Linked DNA regions of Homo sapiens: regions 2 and 3 are each linked to region 1. The links are chromatin loops, found by intact Hi-C in ENCODE. Cell type or tissue: B cell. All regions are shown on one strand.

Region 1 (4,000 bases):
TCCTCCTGTCTTCTTCCTGCCTCCCTCCATGCTGAGAGCAGATCCTATCTGTCTTATGCTGTCTCCTTTCCATGAAACACAGGGTATTATAAGTTAGTTATTTATGGAGCTAGACTGTGAGCTCTCTGAAGACACTGACGATCTGATTCAGCTCATGTCCCCAGGAGCTGGCATGGAGTAGGTGTTCAATAAACATCTGCTAAAAAAAAAAAACAAAAAAAAAACTAGCCCTATAAAGTATATAGGGCTGGTATTATGATCCTCATTTTGCAGCTAAGAACACTTAATTCAGAAAGGAAAAGTCACTTAATGAGGGTCGCATGGCTAGTAAGTGACTCATGCTCTCTTCATTGCCATGATGCTTACATAACTACCTCCCGTTTCCTGCTGTCTCTTGAGTTTGGTGATCTACAGAAAAGAAAAGGAAAACTGAAGAAACAATACAAACACTTCAAAAGTTTAATGGATGTTTCTGAGCATCTATACATCGCCTTCTTCTCAGAACAGACATTGAGGACAGTCCTATAATTCACTATTATCAGTGTATCTACTTTAACTTGGAGCCCAGGCAACCAAGCACTAAATTAACACTGCCCTGTCTCTGCAAAGGTGATGGGGGACAAGACGCCTTGTAACTTTGAAGAAGAGATTTACACACCCCTGTGTCTCCCATATAAATGGACTCAAGAGCTGCAGCAGTCCATAAATGATCCTTTCTTTCCACTGTTGATAGTTGAAGGCAGCCGTTTCCAGCTTCTTGCCGGTGATCACTCTGCTAAAAATAGCTTTGATGCTGTCACATGCAAACTTGAACAGAACCTGAAAGCAGTTCCCCTTTTAGTTCTGAGCTGGTTCAACTTTAAAAGAGAGGCAGCTGTGAACACACTCCAGCGTGTTTACATGATGCTGAAGTAGTTCAGCTCGTAGTAAAAATACCACTGAAAAGGGACAGGCTTGGGTTTGCAGCCTCTGCTGACGACATTTCTTCCTGCTGAGCTGGAGCCCGGGAAGGGGCGGGAAGGGGCGGTAAGGTTAGCAGGGAAAATCCAAAATGTCCAGTTTGAAGGGGAAAGTGGCTGTGAGCAGAACCGCGGTGAAGACAGGAGAGAGATGTTTGTTGAGATGTGAGATTTCTGACTATGGTGGAGGTGGGGGCAGGAGAGGCGGCAAAGATCATATAGAAAAGAGAACTTAGACAACAGGGGGTGCTTTTTAAAAATTCTGTTAAAAATATCTAAGGGCTGTTTTTTTAGAAATCAAGGAAACAAAGGATGAAATACATTCAACATCTTGGCCATTCATTTGATACCTTATGTTGGTTTGCTGGGCAAATGGATGATTCTGGATGTGTTCTGAAAACTGGGCCCAAAACTAAGGATAAAGCAGAGTATGGGCTTGGAAACCAGAGAAAACCTGGGCATTCAACCCGGCTGCTCCTCGTCTGGCCCCCATAAAACTTGGCTTAAGCACTGGTGTCTCCCAGACCTTCTGCACAGAGCTGGGAGTTAAGTGAGAAAATACACACCGAAGTGCCTGGTGGAGCGGGGGACCCTGACCCATAATAGACAACGTCCTTTAAAAACATATACCCAGAGGAGAGGAAGCTGACAGTGATCTGCGGACAAATCTGGAATACAGTGTAGTTTCTTAAAAAAAAAAAAAAAAAAAGTACCAACCAAATAAATAGTGTTTTTTCTTCCTTCTTAATTCTATGTGGCCAAAGCATGACTCACACTATATTTGCTTATGAAATGAGAATTCATTTTACGAAGTTGTCCTAGAAAACTTACGCTGAGCCCGGCTGATCTGGAGGGGACGAGAGGAAGGCCTGGCCAGCACCAGGACGGATCACACAGGCCGGGTGCTGGTGTCTGTACCCACTGAGGGCCACTAGGAGATGGGAACTGAGGTCATCGATGGTGAACTCGCGGCTCCTGCTTAAGAACCAGAATCCTGACTTCAGACGTTTATGCTGGAGCTTCACATATGTTTCAGAACCCATCGTTCAACAAAAACCTCAGATTCATCTTAAGAGCCCTTGAGAAAAGGACGCCTCTATGACATCACTGTCCTACCCGATGAGTTTCAGTACCATGAGCAGATGACATGTGACCCAAGTACGAAGTGAGCAGGTTCTCTAAACAAGCTATAAATTTGAGCAGCACACTGAGGTTATATTAGCATAGGAATTTATCACGTAAGTTATATGTTTGAACAACAGAACAGACTTAACATACTGCTGTATCTTTAACTATCATTTTTTGTTAACAAGACAAAAGAATTTACAGTTTCTGCCAACTGTTTTGTTGGCCCCTAATACCACGATTAGCTGTTGCCAGGCAACCATGAAGCATGCTTCCTCCCAAATCAGGAAGACCCACTGCTAAATCTAGACTAATTATAAAAGGAGACAAATATTTAAAAGCCTTATATTTATGAAGGATTTGGGAGGTGCCCTGATAAGAATGATTCTTATTAAACGGATCTAACTAAATACAATGCATATGTCTGCAGTGCATTGTCACAGGTTTTGTAAAACAATTTAGGAAAACTGAATGTTTCTGCAACTTTCCTAATTTCCCTCAATAGGATACTAAACAAAACCAGGTGTTTATAATTTGTGGAAGCATGTCTTTTGCCTACTTCTCTAAGAATAAGGATGAAAAGAAGCAGCTGAGAGACCTAAGCCTTTTAAAATACATATATATTTGCAAAGAAATTATGAGAACACCACCACCATTTTCACAACCCTTACAGAGCTATGTGCATATAATGCTCAGCAGCTTTCCTCTCAAGTTTCTGCCTTTGTCTGCATTCTCAATTCCCTCTATTTCAAGAGTCATTTAGAATTCTCTGTGTGGAGAAGAGTTTTTCAGTCCCTGAGGCGAGCCTCCTTGCCATCAGCACTAAACTGCTGGTGGCAGGCTCCAACAACCGGAGTTCTAATGTCTAGAGACCCTGCTTCATCCCCAAGAGGGGAGCTGAAGAAACAGAAAAGCTCAACACACACACACACACTCACAGACACACAGACGCATGCACACACACACACACACACACTTTGGTTCTCTTTTTTTTTTTTGAGACGGAGAGACGGAGTCTTGCTCTGTTGCCCAGGCTGGAGTACAGTGGCACCATCTCGGTTCACTGCAAGCTCCGCCTCCTGGGTTCACGCTATTCTCCTGCCTCAGCCTCTGAGTAGCTGGGACTACAGGCGCCCACCACCACGCCCGGCTAATTTTTTTGTATTTTTAGTAGAGACGGGGTTTCACTGTGTTAGCCAGCATGGTCTCAATCTCCTGAACTCGTGATCCGCCCGCCTCAGCCTTCCAAAGTGCTGGGATTACAGGCGTGAGCCACCGCGCCCGGCCCATTTTGGTTCTCCTTCATATGCAAAGTGGAGTTTTCTCCCCAAAAGACAAAATTCTGACTACAAAGTCAGAACTAGGACGGGGGTTGGCAAATTATGAACCAAACTGTACTAGCTGGAAGCTAAGTATGGCTTTGACATTTGGTAATGGTCAGGGAAAAAAGAATCAAAAGAAGAATATTATTTCTTGACAAGTGAAAATTATATGAAATTCAAACTTCAATGCCATAAATAACATTTTATTGGGACACAACACACTCACTTGTTTATGTGTACGTCTATTTTGTGCTAAACAGTTACTACATGACCCTTCATAGAAAAAGTTTGCAGAAGCCTGAAGTGGAAGACAGAGTAGTGACATTTTAATCTTGAAAAAGAAATTGATTTTGGATTAACTTTAAACGCGACCAAAACAAAGCAAATAGGCCATGTCCCACCCAATGGCCTGAAACCTAGGTTGCTCTGAGTGTGTGTGTTACTCAGTGACTGTCCTACCAAAATTTCCAGAAAACAGTCCCTGTGGAACGCTAATCTAATTATTATTAAATGTAATAATCATTACTTGGAAGCTTTCTGATTTCACTAACCCAATCCTCTCTCCACCTCCACACACAAATTCAAAATGTTTTT
Region 2 (4,000 bases), 60 kb after region 1:
AATACCATCTTCTCCAAAAGTCATTTTGGGCTTAAATGGGATGATGACGTATACAATATACCTAACACCATACTCAGCATGGGAAAGGCAGTTAATCCACTTAATTCTCCTCTCTGTCAAGGGACGTCACAGTAGAAGTTAGGTGGTACTAGCAGAAGAACAAACAGAACAGAGCCAAGTTATTCACCATGAACTTACAGCCTCTGCTTCAAAATATGTAAGGAAGGAAGGCCAGGTGCAGTGGCTCATGCCTGGTCACAGGACTTTTGGGAGGCTGAGATGGGAGGACTGCTTGAGCCTAGGAGGTCAAGGCTGCAGTGAGCTATGATCGAGCCACTGTACTCCAGCCTGGGTAACTGAGCAAGACCCTGTCTGTAAAATATATATATATATATATATATATATATATATATATATATAATATATATATATATTCTTCCATATCAAAATGTTTAGCAAGTGACTGATTCCTGAAGGCCCTTCATTTTCTAAAATTCTATCATTTACAGTCTAACGACATTGGGGAAATGTTTACACTTCAAAAATTTAAAAAGAAAACCAGCCAAGTACATAAAAGAGGGAAGAAGAGAGGCAAAAAGAACAAAACTGATTACAAAGAATTTTTTTCTAGATACCTTATTGTCTATTCCCATAACAAGATCGACAATTACTCCAGCAGTTTAGATTAAAAAAGAAAAAAAAAAGATTGCTGTAATAACTGAGAGAAAGTTTCAGTTTTATGTCCAACCTTGCTCTCTAATAGTTTCTTTTTGTTTGTTTTTTTGTTTTGTTTTTGTTTTTGTTTTTGTTTTTGTTTTTTTTCAGAAGGAAAGATGGAAAAGAGAAGTTATCATTTCTTTCTCAAGATCCTGGCCCCATGAGCCTCAGTGTAGCCCTAGTTCCTGGGATCAGCACCAACAGGCAGGGAGGAGAGGCTCTGGCGCCCTGCAGACAGCACCAGGTTCTTGGCATCAGGAGCTGGATACAGAGTCCCTGATAATCCCAGCCACAGAATATTTCAAACTCACCGACATGTCCTCTAAATATCAGATATGAAAAGGCTTCCACTCTTGCACCTGTCTTGCTATTATTTTACAGATGTGTTCTAAAAGCTATAAAGACGGAAATCACTATTAGTGTGTCACTTATGTGATATTCAGACACCTGAGCTCTGTGATGATTTTAATGCCCCACAGGTCTTTCAGAAATCCACCTCATATACCTCAGAACGCCCCTCCATCTGCAAGGGAACGCATGTGGAACAGGTGGAGAAGGAATTCTTTTAGGCCCATGGGTAGAATTGTAAGGACTCTTGTAAATGCTTCTTCTGTAGTAGAGAAGCTGGACGGTATGTGTGTGTGCTTATGCGTGTTTGAATGGACGCAGGAAAAATCAATAATCTGCTTGCATCAACACCTAAATAAAACCAAAATAATCCCATGATTTGCCTAAAACCAAATTAATCTCTAGGAAAAGCCTGCTGTGACAGAGTTGTGTGGGGGCGGGAATTACAAAAGAAACGCAGAATTTCCCCGAGCTTCCGCTTTGCAGGAATCTCTGTTCCGTTACTCACTATTTTGAGAGAGCCCTGCTTCTTCCTCCTTCTCCCCACCACACGTCAATGTCATTTTCACAGGGGGGAGGCTACAGGAAGCACACATCTGCAGTGTGTCACCTCCCGAGGCTGACAGATCTACTCAGTATTTGTTTGGGTTGAAAATAGTTATTTTTTTGTACTCTCTACACTATTGTTTCCCAAGTGCCAAAAGCAGTCAAGAGCTAGCACGCTAACAACGATCAATCATAAAATGATCATGAAAACATCCAAATTATATTGACTTTGAAATACTGTCAAACTCTACACTGCTAAGTTCTAATAAAGAAAAGGAAACAGAAACACACCCCTCATACTCCAAGTCAGAAGGCCAAAGAGGTGGCATCTTTAAAATCACTATCTAGCTAAATCGGTTTTATCCAACTAAATCTTAGGATCCTCCCAAATTAGTTTTACCACTCTGTCTTGGGAGGGCCTTTAGCAAATAAGGGTTTAACTCTTCTTCTCCATCTGAAACCTCATCGCATGACATAGGCTGACTAAAAAGGGTAGAGGCACAGAAGCATTTAAAAAAACTTCAAACACATGCAAAACACACAGGAAGCTAAAAAGCGGATCGTTTTATATACTTCTAATAGCTGCCATGCTATGCCACTTCAAAGAGTCAAACTATTACTCAAATGAACTCAATATATTATGTGGCATGAAGCCATAAACTCTCACGTACACACAAAGTACACATGGAGAGATTTTAAAATTTAACATGAAAGTTAAATAATTATTACAGAGAAACATAAAGTAACTAGAATAACTAACATAAAGTTATTCTGTAATAACTTTATTATAGGCCGAGCCCAGTGGCTCACGACTGTAATCCCAGCACTTTGGGAGGCCGAGGCGGGTGGATCACGAGGTCAGGAGATTGAGACCATCCTGGCTAACATGGTGAAACCCCGTCTCTACTGAAAAATACAAAAAAATTAGCCTGGTGTGGTGGCGGATGCCTGTAGTCCCAGCTACTCGGGAGGCTGAGGCAGGAGAATGGCATGAACCCGGGAGGCGGAGTTTGCAGTGAGCCGAGATTGCACCACTGCACTCCAGCCTGGGCGACAGAGCGAGACTCCGTCTCAAAAAAAGAAAAAAAAAAAAACTTTATTATAGAAAAAAACATGCACATTTGAAAAGTTTTGTCTCCTGATAGGAAACAGGAATGTACAATGATGTGGTAAACTTGTCTGGAACGTGGGCATGTTCCTCTTTTTTTCTAACAGTTGTTTGTATCACACCCACAATCTTAAAGTCGAAATTGCATAAGCAAATTACAAAGAGGATAAATGGTAAAGTAAAAGACATACATTAAATTGCCCTCTTCGTGCCTTTTTTAAAAAAAAGTTTGAAAGGCAAGCTGACAGTGCTAGTAGGGATGAGGGGAAATAAAATTCACCACTCATTGCATTTACATAAATAATGTGTTTAAATACATAAATATTCATTTTTAAAGCTCAAGGCCTAGTAAAAGAATTTCTAAGCATATTGAATGAAGTGGAGGGGGCAGCTGACAGCCAGCTCTGACTTCAGGCTGCAACTGGGCGCGCACTCCTTCCAGTACCTCCACTTTCTTTAAGGTGATTTCCATGCTGCACACAGTAACAAACGAGTCAGGTTTTATGGACGGCAATAAAGGTAACGTGGGCCTGACACATGGATGCCCTTGGTTGGATTACAACTGGCCCACCTACTGCCACTTTATCTTCTGGTTGTCCGTAGTTACTCATCTATTTTTAAATGTTCCAATGTGATCTTATCAAATTGGCACATAATTTGATCACCATATTTCCATAACTGGAAGTTGTTCAAAGTACCTGGCCAGGTAACAGTGACAGGGTGTGTGTACTAAGCCAGAGAGCTTCAGTTATGATTTTTTTATTTTAATAAATAATCATGAGCCCTTCTCTCTCAGTGAAACACAGACACTGGGTTGTTTGGTGTTTGTTCTTGCGGAGTGGCCATTGGCCACGAGATCACCAGTCACCCATCTTCCCTAATTTTCAACAGGGAACTTTCCTGGGAGTTCCTGGGTTGTGAGCCTGGCTTTTAGCCACAGCATCCGGCCAACCAACACATCCACTTTTAAGGAGACACTGCCTCTACAGTGCCTCTCAATTCTAGAACAAGCACTCACTCCAACCATGAAGCAGATCCCTTTCAACAAAGGGTGTCTAACACCGACTGCACCCTGATGTGGCGGCACCCGGCTCCAAAGATAAATCCGAAACCATCTCCGACCCACATGTGAGAAGCTGCAGGGACCAAATAACATTGTCAGTGTTATCGATTCCTCCAGCGTTCTTGTCAGCGCTGGGTAAGATATGGACAAAGCACCCGGGAACCAGAGGATATGCCCGAGGTTGCCAGGGAGAGGACAGGGGTGCCAGGGAAAACTGC
Region 3 (4,000 bases), 64 kb before region 1:
AACAGTTAGATGTAATTCACTCCGCCCCCCTCTTCCCTCAGAGCTTTTTCAGCAAGGAGCAGAGAGTGTTTCCTGTCAAGCCAGCGGAACCACAAGAGCTGAATTGGTATCTCCAAGCAGGCAATTTTCCTAGTTGTAAATAACCAGCAGTTTTGTGGGAATCAATTAGGAGGTTCCCATCTCTTCTTTGGAAGTCTTATTTCAGCCATCCATCTTCCTTTGTTAATTTCGTAAGCGGGGTTTAAGAGATCCAGAGAGAAAGATCTATTTTCTGTCCCTCAGATTTCTTGGAGGGGGGAGGAGCGGTTTTTACATCTTTCCCATTTAGAATTCAAGTAGAGTACTTTCAAGTCACTCTCCCTTTTCAAGGCCAGGAAACTGCATGGGATTTATGTACTATGTCTAGCAACAGAGGTGCAAGGCCTGAAAGAAAATTATAGAGTCACAAGGCAAATGAAATAGACATAGGTGCAAAGAAGCTTTTATTGCAAAGATGCAGATGGCCTGCACACCAAATTGCATCCTTTGGAGCGGGTTCCTGAAGTCAAAGTCCAATATAACATGGTTGCCGCATTAACCAATTGTTCAGTCTTAGCCCATGCCTCTACTGTCAATCGTTTTATTTATGGTGATGATAATAACAGTCATATCAATGATACTAATATTAGAAGCTACCAATTATTGAAAACCAATCATGTGCTAGCTACTTTAAATATATGGTTCTTCTATTGCTCACAACCACCTTGCAACACCAGTCTTATGATCCTATTTTCTAAATGAGGAGACTGAGACCCAGAGAAGGTCACATGACCCATGAATTCTGGAGCCAAGAGGGTCTGCACCCAAGTTTATGTCTGGAAGACCAGTGGTTGTAAAGACAATCTTGTCCCACAAGGCCATGCTCTCCCTCTTGTTCATCCAGCAGTGACTGGTCAAAGCTCCACTCTGTGTGGAGCAGACACATCCCTTTACTAAGTATCAAAAAGATAAGTACAGAATGAGCCTTGCTGAAAACTTGCCATGGCCACACCTCAAAAACATGGAGAAGGGCCTTTTACTGGGTACCCAGACTTCTCGATGGACACACGATGGGTCTCAGCAAACCTCCAATCAGATCACTTTCCCCAGAACTGACCAGCACTTGGATCATTATCTCTTTGGAAAATATGATGTAACAAGAAAAAGCAATTCAATAGGAAAAAAAAAAAATGAGCATGGGGCATGAACAGAAACTACACAGAAAAAGAAATACAAATGGACTTCCTTTCCAGTTAAGGAAATAAATAACAACAGAATATCACTTTTAACCAATAGTGAAGACATGTGTGCAAAGATACATGCAGGAGTATTCACTGCAACACTGTTTGTATAATGCCCACTACCAGTGGTGGCTTGAATACATCTGGTACAACCATACAGTGAAATACTCTGACATCAATAACAAGGATGAATAAATCTGTATGCACTGATACAGAGAAAGCTACATGATAAAAAAAAGTCAGGATAATGCACATGGCCTGTGCCCATCTGTGTAAACATCCACACACATCCAGGGCTGTGTAAAGGCATCAGCTGTCAAATGATACAGAGGAAACTGGTCATCGTGGTTACCTCCGGGGAGGAGGTTAGGAAGCTGTACTTCCTTGACAAGAGAATGCCGTACTTTTCACTATATATCTTTTGGTATAATGTTTTTTATTACTATTTTTTTAAACAACATACTAAAAAGAAAAGGAGAAAGGGCCTGAGTGGAGCAGTAACCTGCCTGGGGTCCCACGAATGGCCCAGGGGTAGGGCCGGGCCTGGCTCCCAGGACTCCCAGCCCAGGGTTCTTTCCACTGCAGCAGCATGTGTATAGACAGTTTGATTTTATTCCCTCTACGCCTCACTCAATACTTGCCACCCACAATAATCACTCTTGGAAAAACTGCACCCACTTCCCAGTGATTTTATTAGTTAGCAGTGACTCTGACAAGCCTCCATTTTCCAATTAGCGCTACCCCCCATATCACTGACACTGGCATCCTCTGAGTGACATGTAGTGGCTGAGCCAGACACTCCCTAACCAAAGTGACACAACGGCATTGCTCTTCGATGGCCTATGGCTCCAAGTGCAACCCAAACGTTTAGACCGATTTTAGATTTCTGTATAGATAGCTCATGCCAAGCTTAAGTTCACACGAATGTTCACAAATATTACTTGGCCTGTAAATTATTCCCAGCAAATTTTCCATTTCAGGCCAACTTCTACTCAGCCACTTCCCTATTAACTATCTACTGCTCTCTGTGCATGCTCATGAGGTGGCCACCGTGAGCTTGTGAAAATTCAACCCAAAGCCACCATGGTGGCTGAATGAGACAGACACACGTGGGTTCTGCATTTTGGGCTCAGCCAGCATCAGTGACCCAGCTTCCTCCTTTCTGGCTGTGTGACATCAGGTGATACACTTACCTTCCAATCTCAGTTTCCTCCTATGTAAAGCGGAGTGCCTCAGGAAAGAACCAGAAAGCCTGCTGGTTCTGTGGAAACAGTAACTGGAGTTGTTCATACCAATGATTCCTTTTCTCCCACTAGGCAACAGACAGTTGATTATAAATAGTTTTTTGGGATTCTCTTCAGAATCCCACGCTCCTGCCCTCAGTGTCAAGGCTCTGGGATACAGCACGTGGAACCCTGGAGAAGCATGAGAAGTTGCCACTGGAGGCTAGATAAGAATCTGGAGTCTCTGTCTCTCTCAAGAAAACAGAAAATGGGGCTCTGTTTGGGGTGTCTATCCCACTCGCAATGGGGGGCCTCTTCCCCTCGGAGCTCTGCCTCTCCCCACCCATGGAGAAAGCCCCTGGCTACCACGTTTTTTCTCCATGCTGCTGCTCCCCCGGACAAGGCGTCAGGACCAGGTAGGTCACATGCTTTCAGTGACTCCATTCACAGAACTTCTGTTGCTCCTGGGAAGTGGGCACTGGAACTGAAAGACAGCCAGGCCACCTGAGCTATTCTCTTCCATGGAGGATATTTGGCTTGAATGCCACAAGGTGACCACTGATCATCCTGCACATGGCATTAGAGAAAACAAAGAGAACACAGAAAGTGACAGAGAGAAGGTACGAGTGGTGCCCGCGTTCCTGGCAGCCTTCCAGGTTCCAGTCTTGATGACCGCCAGCTATTATACATGCTTGGCCTTGGGGTCCTGAGAGACCCACAGTACTTCCTCCAATAGATTCCCTGCCCTCATATATATATATATGCATTTCTTCCTAAACTTGTTGCTTTCTGTTACTTGCAACCAAAAGAAGCCTAAAATATTCTGATTCCTATCTGTATAAATCTCCATCAGTATTTGAGAATGGCCTGAAGGTGGCACTTTCCATTCTGAGACAAAGAATTACTATAAAAATGCTGAATTTGTGGCATTACCTTTATTTTGCCTGATTGCATTACTCAAACAGAAAGAGCTATGAATAATAATAATAATAACGATACCACTAAAGTAAAATATTTGACACTCACAAGATTAAAAGCTGAATACAGTAATCTTCTCATAATCATCACGGGATATGCAGCACTTAATCAACAATTACACTGGGAAAATGCCCGCGACTTAATGCTTAAGTACCGGGAAAAGGCAAAGGAGAAAAGTAGGAAATCAATGCAAGGGGAGCAAGAAGTGTATCCAATCTAAATACTGCATGTATTATGATAACAGAGTTCTACATTTTCCTATCAAGGCTATGCAGAAAAATAATAAAAACAATCCAAGAATACACACCCCAAACCAAAACACTCTCGTGAAAGAGCTATTTTTAAAAATCACTTAGAATATTCATCTGATGGTGACACAGTCCATTAATCGGGGTGCTTATTTTTTCTTAACAGCTTTATTAAGGTGTAATTTACACATTCTTTATGCCCAAGTTTCTTCCCCGAGTCCTGCCCCCTGATGGGAGACGGAAGTGGAATGGCCCATGCAGGAAGCCAGAGCCTGGTGGAATAAGAGGCAGC

What was found. Peaks named below come from ENCODE experiments on the same cell type or tissue, not always from the same donor. Only the 100,000 strongest peaks of a DNase experiment are listed, where the experiment ranks them.
Region 2: it touches region 1 in a loop (6-fold over the local background); 10 of 110 quality-filtered maps call a loop at or near these places.
Region 3: a loop joins it to region 1, with 2.0 times the contacts of the local background. A loop is called at or near these places in 8 of 110 quality-filtered maps.

What each region holds. Positions count from the first base shown.
Region 1 is chr14:89,303,296-89,307,295 of GRCh38, forward strand. All of the region lies in intron 3 of FOXN3 (forkhead box N3), which reads right to left. Among named protein-coding and RNA genes, the nearest start is that of FOXN3-AS3, 45 kb to the right of the region's middle. RefSeq lists enhancers at 421-490, 521-580, 681-880, 1,794-2,063. In B cell, no CTCF peak of the experiment used is centred here; DNase peaks (open chromatin) are centred at 846, 2,176 and 2,896; H3K4me3 peaks cover 1,931 bases; H3K27ac peaks cover 4,000 bases.
Region 2 is chr14:89,363,569-89,367,568 of GRCh38, forward strand. All of the region lies in intron 2 of FOXN3 (forkhead box N3), which reads right to left. It overlaps FOXN3-AS3 (FOXN3 antisense RNA 3), which reads left to right. Exons shown (of 2, transcript NR_188029.1): 2 at 826-1,440. Among named protein-coding and RNA genes, the nearest start is that of FOXN3-AS3, 15 kb to the left of the region's middle. RefSeq lists an enhancer at 1,897-1,946. In B cell, no CTCF peak of the experiment used is centred here; DNase peaks (open chromatin) are centred at 1,613 and 2,838; H3K4me3 peaks cover 1,693 bases; H3K27ac peaks cover 3,707 bases.
Region 3 is chr14:89,239,083-89,243,082 of GRCh38, forward strand. The region is part of intron 4 of FOXN3 (forkhead box N3); the gene reads right to left. Among named protein-coding and RNA genes, the nearest start is that of FOXN3-AS3, 110 kb to the right of the region's middle. In B cell, no CTCF peak of the experiment used is centred here; a DNase peak (open chromatin) is centred at 2,399.